Linked DNA regions of Homo sapiens: region 1 is linked to region 2. A link is an interaction called in ENCODE POLR2A ChIA-PET data of the cell type or tissue named here. Cell type or tissue: K562. All regions are shown on one strand. Each heading gives the region's core, and the rest is flanking DNA. Links, peaks and the distances in the headings are about the cores only.

Evidence for each region. ChIA-PET counts read pairs that join two places held together with the same protein. Peaks named below come from ENCODE experiments on the same cell type or tissue, not always from the same donor. Only the 100,000 strongest peaks of a DNase experiment are listed, where the experiment ranks them.
Region 1: POLR2A ChIA-PET joins it to region 2 with 5 read pairs; 1 of 35 experiments calls an interaction of 5 or more read pairs at or near these places.

Annotation. Positions count from the first base shown.
Region 1 is chr7:141,191,003-141,196,379 of GRCh38, reverse strand. The region is part of intron 1 of TMEM178B (transmembrane protein 178B); the gene reads right to left. Among named protein-coding and RNA genes, the nearest start is that of TMEM178B, 120 kb to the right of the region's middle. In K562, for the core only: no CTCF peak of the experiment used is centred there; a DNase peak (open chromatin) is centred at 3,079.
Region 2 is chr7:140,417,577-140,422,953 of GRCh38, reverse strand. All of the region lies in intron 3 of RAB19 (RAB19, member RAS oncogene family), which reads right to left. Among named protein-coding and RNA genes, the nearest start is that of RAB19, 16 kb to the right of the region's middle. In K562, for the core only: no CTCF peak of the experiment used is centred there; a DNase peak (open chromatin) is centred at 3,243; H3K27me3 peaks cover 2,560 bases.

The DNA of each region.
Region 1 (5,377 bases), core at 99-5,098, 770 kb before region 2:
CCTATGGCCCACATTTACAGCCCCTCAACAAACTCCTACATGTGTGGCTGAGGAGGACATATATACAAGGATATTCAATACAGCATTGCTTGCAAAAAAGAGTGAAAACCAAATATCCAAAAAAAGAGTAAAAACCAGAAAAAAGTGGAAAAGTAAAAGGTGGTCACATTCACATGATAGAATATTATAGAGTCATTAAAATAAATGAAATAGAACTGTGTGTGTGTGTGCATGTGTGTGTGTGTATAGTGACAGATCTCAAAATATAATATTAAAAGCAAATAGAACTGCACATTGATACGTACAGTATCATACTGATATGCTTTGGCTGTGTCCCCACTCAAATCTCAACTTGAATTGTATCTCCCAGAACTCCCATGTGTTGTGGGAGGGACCCAGGGGGAGGTAATTGAATCATGGGATCCGGTCTTTCCTGTGCTATTCTTGTGATAGTGAGTAAGTCTCATGAGATTTCATGGGTTTACTGGGGGCTTCTGCTTTTGCTTCTTCCTCATTTTCTCTTGCTGCTGCCACGTAAGAAGTGCCTTTCGCCTCCTGCTATGATTCTGAGGCCTCCCCAGCCATGTGGAACTGTAAGTTCAATGAAATCTCTTTTTCTTCCCAGTCTTGGGTATGTCTTTATCAGCAGTGTGAAAATGAACTAATACAGTAAATTGGTACCAGTAGAGTGGGGTGTTGCTGAAAAGATACCTGAAAATGTGGAAGCAACTTTGGAACTGGGTAATAGGCAGAGGCTGGAACAGTTTGGAGGGCTCAGAAGAAGACAGGAAAATGTGGGAAAGTTTAGAACTTTCTAGAGACTTGTTGAATGGCTTTGCCCAAAATGCCGATAGTGATATGAACAATAAGGTCCACGCTGAGGTGGTCTCAGATGGAGATAAGGAACTTCTTGGGAACTGGAGTAAAGGTGACTCCTGTTATGTTTTAGCAAAGAGACTGGCAGAATTTTGGCCCTGCCTGAGAGATTTGTGGAACTTTGAACTTGAGAAAGATAACTTAGGGTATCTGGTGGAAGAAATTTCTAAGCAGCAAAGCATTCAAGAGGTGACTTGGGTACTGCTAAAGGCATTCAGTTTTATGAGGAAAGCAGAGCATAAAAGTTTGGAAAATTTGCAGCCTAACTATGCGATAGAAAAGAAAAACCCATTTTCTGGGGAGAAATTCAAGCCAGCTGCAGAAATGTGCATAAACAGCAAAGAGCCTAATGTTAATCCACAAGACCATGGGGAAAATGTCTCCAGGCCATGTCAGAGATCTTCATGGCAGCCCCTCCCATCACAGGCCTGGAGGCCCAAGAAGAAAAAGTGGTTTCATGGGCCAGGCCCAGGGTCCCCGTGCTGTGTGCAGCCTAGGGACTTGGTGCCCTGTGTCCCAGCCACTCCAGCTGTGGTTGATGTACAGGTTGGGTGTGGCTTCAGTGGGTGGAAGCCCCAAGCCTTGGCAGCTTCCACGTGGTGTTGAGCCTGTGGGTGCACAGACATCAAGAATTGAGGTTGGGGAACCTGCACCTAGACTTCAGAAGATGTGTGGAAATGCCTGGATGCCCAGGCAAAAGTTTGCTGCAGGGGTGGGGCCCTCATGGAGAACCTCTGCTAGGGCAGTGTGTAAGGGAAATGTGGGGTCAGAGACCCCATACAGAGTCTCTACTGGGGCACGCCTAGTGGAGCTGTGAGAAGAGGGCCACCATCCTCCAGAACCCAGAATAGTAGATCCACCGACAGCTTGCATCGTGCACCTAGAAAAGCTGCAGACACTAAACACCAGCCCAGGAAAGCTGCTGGTGGGGAGGCTGTAACCTGCAAAGCCACAGGGGCGGAGCTTCCCAAATCCATGGGAACCCACCTCTAGCATCAACATGACCTGGATGTGAGACATGGAGTCAAAGGAGATCATTTTGGAGCTTTAACATTTGACTGCCCTGCTGGATTTCAGACTTGGGTGGACCCTGTAGCCCTTGTTTTGGCCAATTTCTCCCATTTGAAATGGCTGTTTTTAGCCAATACTTGTATCCCATTGTATCTAGGAAGTAACTAGCTTGCTTTTGATTTTACAGGCTCATAGGCAGAAGAGACTTGTGTTGTCTCAGATGAGACTTTGGGCTGTGGACTTTTGGGTAATTGCTGAAATAAGACTTTGGGGGACTGCTGGGAAGGCATGATTGGTTTTGAAATGTGAGGACATGAGATTTGAAGAGGCCAGGGGTGGAATGATATGGTTTGGCTGTGTCCCCACCCAAATCTCAACTTGAATTGTATCTCCCAGAACTCCCAGGTGTTATGAGAGGGCCCCAGGGGGAGGTAATTGAATCATGGGGTCTGGTCTTTCCCATGCTATTCTTGTGATAGTGAATATGTCTCACGAGATCTGATGGGTTTATCAGGGGGTTCTGCTTTTGCTTCTCCCTCATTTTTTCTTGTTGCTGCCAAGTAAGAAGTATATGAGGTGGCCTGAGGCCAGCCTACAAGGCCCGGAATGGCAATATGAGGAGTCTGCACCTCACTCAACAGGAAACAGAAGTACTTTGAGGGCCAGAACTGGGCAGGGTCCTGCAGGGGGCCCTTGGAACTGGCAGCAGGGCATTCAGGGAAGGACCTGGGCTGGGGCTGTTGTGCTTGTCCAGGCACCAGAGTTGGGGCCTGAGTATGGCTGCAGACATGGGTAGGGTGGATGCACAGGAGCCCATCCAGTCTACTCTTGGCTTCCAGGTCCCCTTGAAGTTGACTGCTCCTTGCAGGAATGGGCTCGGCCTAGGCCTCCCTGCACACTGTGCTTGCCCTTCTCCTGCAGCACAGTCCAACAGCCACTCTCACTTCCCAAACATAAGAGCTAAGAGATGGCAAGTGGGTACCCCCTGGGACCCCAGGCATCCAGACAGAGTGAGTGGAGAGGAGCAACTCGTGCTGATGGAGTCACCTGACCCTGGAAGGGCTGCCCAACTCCTCTGCATAAGCACATTATTCCCATGACTCCAGGGGTCCCTTAGGTTTTGCATTCAGGGCCTCTCTGAAATCAGAAGCCAGCACACAGGAGCAGAGAGAGATAAGACAGACAGCTGTCTCTTATCTAGTTTTGCAAGGCCTCAGGTTGCCACTCCATTCACTGTGGTGAACAGAACTGGTGCTGCACGAGCCTGGCCAGGAAGTCTTCTCAGGGGAACTCAGGATCCCAAAAGCGCAGCCAAGAGCAGGGATGGTTTAGCAGAAGGGCTGGAGGCAGAGGATGCTAGGGCCACCGCCTCATAGGAGAAGCAGGCTGCAGGGGCAGGGCTTGACTGGAGGATGGGCAGAGGAGTTGGAGGTAAGCAGAGACCATGGCCAGAGTGGAACAATTAGATAGAGGGCATGGGCAGCTAACATTGGAGAAATTTCCATTTTCCTACATTTTTTCCTGCTTACAGAAGATGGAATACATTAAGATTTTTAAAATAAAAATAAATATCAAATCATAAGATGCCTCCCCCCTGGGAATTAGGACTTCAAAACGCACATCGCAGAGATGTTTATGGAATAAAGTGGCAGATATGAAACCACCAAAGCAAGTGATGTCTAAGTACTGAAACAGACTGAAGTAAACACCTAAAAATGAAGACCACTGGCTGGGCACAGTGGCTCACGCCTGTAATCCCAGCACTTTGGGAGGCTGAGCTGGGTGGATCACCTAAGGTCAGAAGATCGAGACCATCCTGGCTAACATGGTGAAACCCCATCTCTACTACAAATACAAAAAATTAGTCGGGTGTGGTGGCAAGCGCCTGTAGTCGCAGCTATTCGGGAGGCTGGGGCAAGAGCTTGGCAACGAGCCAAGATCGCCCCACTGCACTCCAGCCTGGGCGACAGAGTGAGACTCTGTCTCAAAAAAAAAAAAAAAAGACCGCTGCATGGAGAGTCCCCATTCCTTCCCATCTCTCAACCCAAGTTGTAGCAGCTCCCAGTTAGCTCCTGGAACATCTGCCTTGGTGCTTTTTTCTGCTGGACCAGCCACCCCCACCTCTCCCTTCCCCAGGTACATGGCCTATCTCCCCCTCCACACCCTGACGGTCCTTATCTAACCTCTGGTGTCTCTGCTGATCTTGGTCACTCCCTGCAGACCTGGAGCCCTCTGCCTGTCCTCTCTCTATAGCTACTTGGTGCTTCTTTCCCAGTAGGGCTCTGCCTCTCTCTGTTGCCTAGGTGATAGAAGAACTGGGCCAGAATTCAGAAAATCCAGCTCAATTTAAAATATGGGAATTTACTATATAGTAATAGTGGCATCTCAAATCAGTAAGGGAAATGATGGTTTATTTAATAAATGATATTCAGTAAACTGGATAGCCCTCTGGGAAAAATAAGATAAAATTGAAGGCACACCTTGCACCTTAAACCAGGGTAAATTCCCAATGGATCAAATATTTGTTTGGAAAAATTTAAGTCACAAAGCATTGGAAGAAAACAGGATTAAAACCTTTTTATAGCCCAAAAGAAAGAAAGCCTTTGTAACTATAACCCAAAATCCAAAAAAGAAAATACTGATAAATTTGAATACGTAAAAATACAAAATTTCACATAGCAAAACCTACCATAAGCAAAATCAAAAAACAAACTAAGAGGAGTACTTGCAACTCACATCACAAAGAACTCATTTGCTGCAAAGATTAAAAAAGCACCTACAACTGATAAGAAAAAGATCAACCAATACAATTTAAAAATGAGCAAAAGATATGAACAGAAAGTTCATGAAAATACAAATGTTACTTAAACATATGAAAAGATACTCAAGAGCACTCAAAATAAGACAGCTACAGATTAAATCTACACTGAATGCCATTTGTAACTATCATTCTGGCCAAGGCCCGGAAGCAAGGTTGATGGCAGTGGTGAGATGTGGAGAACCAGACACTGTCGTGAGTGGCCGTTGGAGTGTAAATTTCATAAATTTGTTCAGCCTCTCTAGAGGGCAATCCATCAGGATCTCTCAAAATTACAAAGCCTCAATTTGACCCAGAAATTCCACAGTTAGTAATTTCTCCAAGAGATGTTTCACAGGTGTGAAATGACAGATGTACAAGGTTATTCATTGCCACTTTGCTCATAAGAGCAACCTAAATTTCCATCAATAGGAGAATGAATAAATTATGGTACATGCATGCAATGGAAGGCAATACAGCCACTTAAAAATAGACAAGACGCTTTAGAAACTGATATGGAAAGCCTTACCAGATAAACTAAATGAAAATAAGCAAGGTGTAATATATACGATAAGTTCTTACTTAATGTCATTGATAGGCTCCTGGAAACTGGCTTTAAGCGAAATGATGTATAATGAAACCAGTTATTTTTTCTCATCAGTATTATAATGAAACAATGTTATTCAAGGACCT
Region 2 (5,377 bases), core at 129-5,128:
GTATTTTTAGTAGAGACAGAGTTTCACCATGTTAGCCAGGCTGGTCTTGAACTCCTGACCTCAAGTGATCCACCCGCCTTGGCCTCCCAAAGTGCTGGGATTACAGGTGTGAGCCACGGTGCCTGGCCTTTATTTATTCATTTTTTTTGAGACAGGGTCTTGTCCTGCCACCTGGGCTGGAGTGCAGTAGCATGATCATAGCTCACTGCAGCGTTAACGTTCTAGGCTCAAGCAGTCAGCCTCTCAAATCACTAGGACTACAGACATGCACCGCCACCCATGGCTAATTTTTTTTTATTTGGTGATGGGGTCTCACTTTGTTGCCCAGGCTGGAGTGCAGTGGAGTGATCTTGGCCTATGAAAATGTAATACCACAGATGTACTGTGTATGGCCCTTTGGAGGGCCATAAACCATTGTAATATTGAGGATATTTTCACTCCCAAGAGCATGAATGGACTAGATCAATGGAGAGGAAAAACAGCTCAGAAACAAACTCATGTATAAATGTGTACTCTACAAAAAGATGGTGCCACAGAGCAGTGGAAAATGTTGCCTTTTTTTTTTGAGACAGCGTCTCACTCTGTTGCCCAGGCTGGAGTACAGTGGCATGATCTTGGCTCACTGCAACCCCCACTTCCCAGGTTCAAGTGATTCTCCTGCCTCCGCCTCCCGAGTAGCTGGGATTACAGGCACCCACCACGACGCCCAGCTAATTTTTGTATTTTTCTAGTAGAGATGGGGTTTTACCATGTTGGCCAGGCTGGTCTTGAACTCCTGACTTTAGGTGATCAGCCCACCTCAGCCTCCCAAAGTGTTGGGATTACAGGCGTGAGCCACTGTGCCTGGCTAAGGTTGCCTTTTTAGTAAATGGTACTGAGACAATTAGATCTTTATACAGAAAAATTTTGGACCCATACCTTTCACCATACACAAAAAATCAATTACAGGTAGATCTAAATGTAAAAGGCAGAGTAATGATAATAATCAATCAATTAAACTTTAAAAGGTAATATAATCTTGATGATTTCAATTAAGAAAAAATTTCCTAAATAGGACACAGGAAGCAATCATTATTAAAGAAAAGATCAATAGATTGAAATATATTAAAATTAAGAGTGTCTGTTCATCACAATACACCATCAAGAGACGAAAAGGCTGGGTATAGTGGTTCATGCCTGTAAACCCAGTGGTTTGGGAAGCCGAGGCAAGAGGATCACTTGAGCCCAGGAATTCAAGACCAGCCTGGGCAATACAGCAAGACCCCATCTCTACAAAACATAATAAAAAACTAGCTGGGGCTGGGCATGGTGGCTCACACCTGTAATCTCAGCACTTTGGGAGGCTGAGGTTGGTGGATCACTTGAGGCCAGGTTCAGACCAGCTTGGCCAACATAGTGAAACTTCATCTTTACTCATAATATAAAAATTAGCTGGGCGTAGTGGCACGTGCCTGTAATCCCAGCTACTTGGGAGGCTGAGGCATGAGAATCGTTGAACCTAGGAGGTGGAGGTTGCAGTGAAGCAAGATTGGGCCACTGTACCCCAGCCTGGGTCACAGATCAAGACTCTGTCTCAAAAAACAAAACAAAACAACCTAACTGGACATGTTGGAATGTGCCTGTCGTCCCAGCTACTTGGAAGATTGAGGCAGGAGGATTGCTTCAGCCCAGGAGTTCGAAGCTGCTGTAAGCTAGGATGGCACTATTGCACTCCAGCCTGGGTGACAGAGTTGGACCCTATCTATAAAAAATAAAACATAAAAGGCCAGGCGTGGTGGCTCATGCCTGTAACCCCAGCACTTTGGGAGGCCAAGGCGGGTGGATCATGAGGTCAGGGGTTCAAGACCAGCCTGACCAACATGGTGAAACCCCGTCTCTATTAAAAATACGAAAATTAGCTGGGTGTGGTGGTGGGCGCCTATAATCCCAGCTACTCAGGAGGCTGAGGCAGGAGAATTGCTTGAACCCGGGAGGTGGAGGTTGCAGTGAGTCAATATCGCGCCACTGCACTCCAACCTGGGCGACAGAGCAAGACTCAGTCTCAAAAAAATAAAAATAAAATAAAAAATAAGAAAACCAAAATATTCCTTCCTTCAGGTATTTTTAAGAAGAGAGAGGGAAAAGTTACTCCACAGGGTGGAAGATGATGTTTGCAACATATGTAACTGACAAAGGGCTGGGGCCTCCTTCAAGAGAACCTAGTGCCCAGAATGCAGGTCACAGACAGCCCAACAGGACCCTAGTGCAGCGCCCTAGTGGGGACAGCACCCCATCCCCCATACCATGAGGGCACTCATGCACATCCATGCTGCAGGATGCAGGATTCGATTCCTCTATCAGGCAACCTTGGCTTTTGAGCACCCCACTGCCTGAAAAATAAACTTTCTTTGAATTGTGCTTAGTCTAAGACTCTTCCTACCTACTAAGCCATCCTTCCTCCGTTCTCTCCTTCCCAGGGGCAGGTCTACATCTCATAGAAGACTCCCTGCCTCCTTCTGCTCCTTCTTCTTCTTCTTTTTTTTTTTTTTTTTTTGATATGGAGTCTCACTCTGTTGCCCAGGCTGGAGTGCAATGGTGCGATCTCAGCTCACTGCAACCTCTGCCTCCTGGGTTCAAGCGATTCTCCTGGCTCAGCCTCTTGAGTAGCTGGGATTACAGGCGCCCACCACCACGCCCAGCTATTTTTTGTATCTTTAGTAGAGACGGGGTTTCGCCATGTTGGCCAGGCTGGTCTCGAACTCCTGACCTCAGGTGATCCACCTGCCTCGGCCTCCCAAAGTGCTGGGATTACAGGCATGAGCCACTGTGCCCAGCCCTGCTCCTTCTTCTTTATCCCTCACAGCTGTTTCTCCCAGTAAATCTCTTGCATGTCTATCTCATCCTGTCCCAACATCTGCTTCCTGGAGGACCCACACTGACACAGACTCATTTTCAGAAGATATAAGCTACTGTTAGGAATTGACAAGAAAAAGATAACAAACAGAAAAATAGGCCTTGGACTTGAAAAGTATTTCACAACAGAGGATATCCGAATAGCTAACAAACACCTGAAAAGGTGTTCAATCTCATTAATAAACAGGGAAATGCAAATGAAAAACACTAGTGATCTCATGACACACTTCTCAGGATGCATGGAAGTAAAAGGACTAATAGCACCAGATGTTGGTGAGGATGTAGAACAACTGAAACCCACACACACTGCTGATGGGAGTACACACTAGAACGACCACTCTGGCAAGTGGTTTGAGATTATCTAGAGCTGCATGACCATGCAATTTTGCTCCTGGGTATTACTCAACAGAGATGTGTGCCCATCGGCATCAATAAACATATACCAGAATGTTCGGAGCAGCAATTTTCCTAGTTGCCCCAAAATAGAAGCAACTCAAATGTCCATTGCCAAGAGAACAGAGAAATACTCTGTAGGGTGTTCTTGCAAAGGAATAGTATACGAATTATACAAAAGAATAGATTACAGCCACATGCAACGATGGATGAAACTGTTAAACAATATTGAGGGAAAGAAACTTAGGCAAAAAGGTATGATTTTGTTTATATATAACGTACAAAACAATAGCAAAACAAGACGAGGCACAGTGGCTCACACCTGTAATCTCAGCACTTTGGGAGGCTGAGGTGGGTGGATCACTTGAGGTGGGGAGTTCAAGACCAGCCTGGCCAACATAGTAAAACGCATCTGTACTAAAAATACAAAAATTAGCTGGGCGTGGTGGCACATGCCTGTAATCCCAGCTACTTGGGAGGCTGAGGCATGAGAATCACTTGAACCTGGGAGGTGGAGTTTGCAGTGAGCTGAGATCACGCCACTGCACTCCAGCCTGGGCAACAGAGTGAGACTCCATCTCAAAAAAAAAAAAAAAACAAACCACAAAACAAACAAACAAAAAACCCACCAAAACAAAACTGCAGTATTTAGGGATGTGGGCTTAGGTAGTAAAATGATTAAAAAAGAAAAAAGCAAAGAAGTGTTTATCATAAAAGCACTTGCCTTTGGGGCAGAAGGAGTGTGGAGTAATAAAGTGAAAGCTGGTGGGGGAGAAGAGTGGGCTGGCAATATTCTTTTTTTTTTTTTTTGAGACAGGGTTTCACTGTGTCACCCAGGCTGTGGTGCAGTGGTGTGATCACAGCTCACTGCAGACTCTACCTCCTGGGCTAAAGCAATCCTCCCAATTCAGCCTCCTGCGTAGCTGGGACTACAGGCGCATGCCATCATACCCAGCTAATTTGTAATTTTTTTGTAGAGATCGGGTCTCCCTATGTTGTTCAGGCTGGTCCGACCTCTGCCTCCCAAATCCCTGTTGGGATTACAGGTGTGAGCCCACACCCAGTCAATATTCTTCTTTTTTTTTTTTTTTAAGAGACAGAGTCTGTCTCTGTCACCCAGGCTGGAGTGCAGTGGCGCAATCTCGGCTCACCGCAACCTCTGCCTCCCGGGTTCAAGCAATTCTCCTGCCTCAGCCTCCCGAGTAGCTGGGACTACATACAGGTGCATACTGCCACGCCCGGCTAATTTTTTTTTTTTTTTTTTTTTTTTTTGTATTTTAGCAGAGACGGGGTTTCACCATGTTGCCCAGGCTGGTCTCCAACTCCTGAGCTCAGGCAATCCACCCGCCTCAGCCTCCCAAAGTGCTAGGACTACAGGTGTGAACCACTGCACCTGGCCAATATTCTCTGTCTTGACCCAGCTGGTGTTTGCTCAGCTGTTCCCTTTGAGATAAATTAATGTGTACTTTTCTTTATATACATTAATATGTCCCAATAAAAAATATTTTGAAAATCTTTTCCCATAGTCACTGTCACCAACCTGCCCAGTGTCAAAGCTGGACTTAGATCATAATGATCCCCAAAGAAGTTTAAATCCAAGACCATTTTCAGCAGACATTAGCACATTTGAGTGCTACAATAGGCTAGGAACGGGGGCCCATGGAGACCAGGCTCTGGCCTCAGGCAGCTGTCAATGCTAACAGGGTCTTTGCAGGTGTGATTAATTTGAGGATCTTGAGATGGGGAGATTATTCTGGACTAGCTGGGCAGGCCCTGAATGCAATCACAAGTAACCTTACAAGGGGGAGGTAGAGGGAGACTTGATCCCACACAGGCAGGAAAAGGTGAGGCACACAGAGCCAAAGATGGCACCAGAAGCCAGAGGAGGCGAGGGACAGTCTCCCCTACAGCGTCCAGAGGGGCACGGCCCTGCTGACACCTCCATTTCAGCCCCGCAGGACTGATTTCAGACTTGTGGCCTCCAGAACAGTGGGTGAACACATCTGTTGTTTTCAGCCCCCAGCTCGTGGCAGTTGGTTACAGCAGCCACAGGAAGCTCGTATAGCATGCACCTTCAAGAGAACCATGCGTG